2 separate regions of the Homo sapiens genome follow, and region 2 is linked to region 1. Evidence: chromatin loops called from intact Hi-C (ENCODE). Cell type or tissue: HCT116. All regions are shown on one strand. Region 1 overlaps PYROXD1 (pyridine nucleotide-disulphide oxidoreductase domain 1). Region 2 has its middle 83 kb from the start of SLCO1A2.

Region 1 (2,500 bases):
GCCTATTCTCTTAATAATTAGGAATTGAGAGAAAATTAAAGGAACTTGATTATCTTCTTATAAACAATTTAAGTTCATATTATCAGAGATTGAGCTCATAACTGTTTTAGCTCGGTCCTCTACATACATGAACTCATTGAATCCTCATGATAATCCTGTGTGACGATTATTACTCCCAATTTACAAATAGGAAACTGAGGTCAAGAGATTAAGTATGTATCTATACTAATTTAGCTGTTAAGTCTATCAGATACACAATTTAAACTTGTGCTTTTCACCTCTAGGTCCAGTGCTCTTGCAGATGTTTCTTAAATTGCAATATCCTCAATGAAGGACAAACTGAAATAAACTTCAGTTGTTTTTTTCTTGGAGAATTTTAAAGATGTCAGCTTCAGTGAATATTATAAGTTTGGAGATAAATTTAATATAAATTTAGTAGGAGGGCCAGATGTCATTCTGAAGCAGTGGGACTATTCTATACTTCTGAAAGTGCCCAAAGAATTACCACTGGCTTCTCTCTCTCTTTTTTTTTTAATATATCTATATTTATTATACTTTAAGTTCTAGGGTACATGTGCACCAAGTGCAGGTTTGTTACATATGTATACATGTGCCATGTTGGTGTGCTGCACCCTTTAACTGTCATTTACATTTACCACTGGCTTCTCTAAGCTCATTGTGATCTTTTTTTTCTGGGGGGTGGAGGCATCAATGTATCTGTCTTAGAATGTTAATAACATTTTTTTTTTTAGTAGAAGTTTGACATTATTGGGTGCGTGCTACTCCTACCAGCTTTGTCTGTGTCATCTCACATAATCCTTACAGAAACATTAGGATATATAGTCCCTTATTTCCATTTATAGTTGAAGGACCTGAGATGCAGATAGGGTAAGCAACTTGCCCAAAGTCATTCAGTTAGTAATTGCTAGAGCCAGTGCTTCCAGAGTCTGTGCTCTTAACCACTATGCTGCTGAGCTTCTCATTCCTAGAAGTTTTAAGTGTTGAGTAACTCTAGGGAAACTGAGAGTCTAGGTGAAAAGAAAGAATAATTGATTTGGTCAAATAATTGGGAATGTGGTAAGTTAATAGTGCCTCCTGCCGAAATTCTGAAGTACTGTAAATGTAATGACCTAAAAGGAAAGGAAAATCAGGAGAGGCATTGCTATAAAGGCAGCTTGGGATAAAGCATAAAGGGGGACTTTTGTTATATTAATTGAGAGGATGTACCCTGATACAGTGGGAAAGTGAGATTCATTTTTTTCCTTTACAAATTCAATAAAATATTTACATTTTTAGAATATTATCGAAGCCTCATATTTCAGATTATTGCCCACTATTACAAAATACTACCTCATTATTTTCTTTTTAACATAGGAATTTCAGAAACAGCTTACTAAAGCTAAAAGAATAATGATCATAGGGAACGGTGGTATTGCACTTGAGTTAGTGTAAGTATATATTTTTAAATATGATAACATTTAAATTGTTTAAAAATAATTTGTTTTTAAATTAAACAATTGCTTTGTGATTCTTGTGATTTGTTGGCAGACTGGAAAATGTTTTTTATTCTGAAAATCAAAGATAAATATAATTTTCATATGTTTTCAAGGGGAAAAATCCACCATATTTTTTTAGCTCTTGTGGAATCCGTAATTGTAGAAATTTTATTATAAAATATATATGTTTTGGGAATGCTTTAGGTCTCAAGGTGATTGGCCAAATTTGGCCCATAAATGTGTTTTATAAGTATATTTTATGTTTAAAAATAATTCAAATATTTACACCTTTTGAGATTTCTAGTGATAGCCCTCACCACTTTTTATTGCTTATATGATAAATCCTGCTACACTCATTTATGTTACCTGTCTGGCCAGTGTCACCCAAAATGTTTGTGACTCCTGTTTTAGGATATGTGGTTCTTGCAGCTCTTTTTTTGGTAGCTTGGGAAATGTGAACACATTAATTAATTTTCATCTTAAGACGATATTACAAGTTCAAAAACCATTGAGAAATATCCTGCTGTGTCCTGCAGAAGATTGATTCACTTCATGATTTTATCCTCTAGCAGATGATTGACATGAAATAGTCTGGATCTTTTTCAGGCCATAAAGTTGAGTCAAACCACAAAGAGGACAAATTTGAATCAAAATAAGGACTCTGCCAAAGCCATATCTTTGCTCACTTGCATTCAATCCAACTCTCAGACTAGGTTTTTGCCCCTCTTTTAGCGGATGATCTCACCCAGTGGAAGCCTGTAAGAGTTCTTAAATTGCCTGAGTACTATGGGTAACAGTCATTATTGTTATTATGAAGTTTGTGGCATTATATGGAGAAATACAGAGAAAGGGTCAAAACCAAAATGTGGGCCAAGAGGGAAGAGGTATAGATTTATTGTAAATGGGGCTTCAAATCCTTGTGTATAGTATATACATGCCAGATTTTCTCTATCAGCTCTCACCAAAGTATCACTTACTATTATTATAATTGTTATTTACATTTA
Region 2 (2,500 bases), 200 kb before region 1:
GACCAGCCTGGTTAACATGGTGAAACCCCCTTTCTACTAAAAATACAAAAAAAATGACCGGGTGTGGTGGCTCGTGCCTGTAATCCCAGCTACTCGGGAGGCTGCGGCAGGAGAATTGCTTGAACCCGGAAGGCGGAGGTTGTAGTGAGCCAAGATGGCGCCATTGCACTCCAGCTTGGGCAACAAGAGCGAAATTCAGTCTCAAAATAAATAAATAAATGTGTTCCTTACCTTTAAGATGGCAGTAATACACTAGACACTAGAATACAGAAAACGTTTGTGACTCCTCTGGATATATTGTGTAATTTATGAATCATATTAGTAAGCTTTTACATTAACATTGATAACAGAAATAAGGTGGCAAAAAGAGGTCTGCTGAGATCTACCCTGAGAACAAATATCTGGTCTTTTCATATGAGCTATTGGGACTGAAGAGACCATACAAAATCAGTGTTTTTAATGGACATAAGAAAGTCTGTTCTAAACTTACAGATAAGATTTTCATAAGGAAATGTGAAAATATTCATTCAACTGTCTTGAAATCATAATGCGTTCAATAAAGAAAGAAGTAATAATTGTTATTATTATCATTCTAGTGTTTGCCTTTTAAAACAACTGATAATATAACTTTATGTAATGTGGGCCATTCACTTGAAGGATTGTATTCTATCATGAAGATTAAGGATACTGAGAAATGTTTTGATGCTTAGTTTAATATTTTAATGATGTTTAATGTTTCTTTGACTTTGTATTATTTCAGGATTGTTCAACCTTAATTGAAATCACTTGCAGTGGGTTTCCATTCAATGGTAATACGATCACTAGGTATGATGAATACATAGAATATAAATTTAAGATATAAATATTCATATCAAAGAATAAAGACCAAATGTAATTAATTTTCAATTATGGGAAAGTTAAAAAAGGAATAAGTAAGGTCCATTATTTTTTGCAATCAATGAAAATAAGAAGAGACAGAGGAAAAGTGTTACCTAAAAGAGCATTTTAATTGTTATTTCTAGTTCAAATCTATCTGTTAAGAATAAGGAATTATCATATTTTTATTACAGTCTCACTAACCGAGTCTCTCTCTCTCCTATTCTATGTTAAGAATAAGGAATTATCGTATTTTGGTTACAGTCTAAACCACCGAAAGACAGGTGGTTCTCAAAGTTTCCTTCTTTCAGAAAGTTAAGAATATTTACCCCAGGTAGGCAGAGTGGAGGACCTTCCTTCTAAACTGAAACATTATTTAGGGAAGGCCTAAAGCAGCTTGGGAGGCCTGGGAATCTGGCCAGGCTAAGGTTGTGCAAAACGACAGGAGCTAACATTAACTGTGCCACTTCCCACTGCCTGGTCCTGTAAGGCTGGGCAGCTAAGCTTTAGCAGCAGTTAATGCAAAAAGGAATGAGAACTCAGACTCTAGAACTGGGGATTTTTGATTAAGAGAGGGTTCTGAATAAAGGAAAGCTAAGGAATCGTGTTTCGCTTGGCAAAGAGTAAGAATGTAGACTCCAGAGGCTAAAGGCTTGTTTATAAATATTTAAAGGTGATGAGAAAAATATTTAGGATATTACTATTTTTCTTGTTGCCATTTACCATTTTTAGCACACTGGTGCCTGTTATTGTTAAGTAATATCTAGTCTAATCTTTGTGATTGCACCTTTGTAAGAACGGTAAATGTTATGTGCTTATTCCTGGGAAGTAGAAAAAGGGCATCATTCATCTAGGGATTGGTGCAGAGGACTGATCCTGGCAACCTTTGATAGCAGAAGGAAAAGAAAATGGGAGGGGTTGATTTCTGGAACCTTTGCAAGTAAAGGAAAAAAGTATAACTCTGTGATGGCCAAATTACAAAGGATAAGTTGTCCGAGAAGTATATTTGATGAGAAGGTCACAAATCCTCAAAGGTTAGAAACAAAAAAAAGAAAGAAAGAAACATAAAGGGAATAGGAGGGAGGAGATGGAGATGCTGCAGTGTTCCATTGGTTCTCTTCCTTGTATTCTCTTTTCTGTGTCTCTAATCTAATCTAATCCAGCTTCTGTGTATCCTGGCAGTTCTCTACCTCCATATTCAATGGAAATACCTCACTCCTAGCAGCTGGGCCACAGAAGCTGAATATAGAATCTGGGTAGTTAGCACTCTTTCTGATATGTGGAAATAATAGTAGGAGCAATATTTTTAGCAATATAAAATAGAAAAAAATGAATTTTACCATTCTAATTATGAGCATCCTATTTTGATGTGCTCAGTATATGGCAGAACGGACTCTAAATGCTTCTACGGGAAAAATACACAGAGCACCAAACTTCCAATTCACAAATAATTGTCTTGAATACAATATATGTGTAAATTGTGGAAGGCCTATAGTGTATTAAACTGAAAAAGTTATTTATAAAATGGGTTATGAGAAGTTTTTAAATTGAAGTAATAAATTGTTGGCATATATTTTTCAGTTTTTAAGGATGGCTGTGATTTTTTGATAACTGCAAATTTCTC

What was found. Hi-C counts contacts between places; a loop is a spot of excess contacts. Peaks named below come from ENCODE experiments on the same cell type or tissue, not always from the same donor. Only the 100,000 strongest peaks of a DNase experiment are listed, where the experiment ranks them.
Region 2: it touches region 1 in a loop (3-fold over the local background); 6 of 110 quality-filtered maps call a loop at or near these places.

What each region holds. Positions count from the first base shown.
Region 1 is chr12:21,450,707-21,453,206 of GRCh38, forward strand. PYROXD1 (pyridine nucleotide-disulphide oxidoreductase domain 1) reads left to right here. Exons shown (of 12, transcript NM_024854.5): 5 at 1,375-1,448. Among named protein-coding and RNA genes, the nearest start is that of PYROXD1, 14 kb to the left of the region's middle. In HCT116, a CTCF peak has its summit at 1,090; a DNase peak (open chromatin) is centred at 1,031.
Region 2 is chr12:21,250,954-21,253,453 of GRCh38, forward strand. No RefSeq gene overlaps it. Among named protein-coding and RNA genes, the nearest start is that of SLCO1A2, 83 kb to the right of the region's middle. In HCT116, no CTCF peak of the experiment used is centred here; no DNase peak of the experiment used is centred here.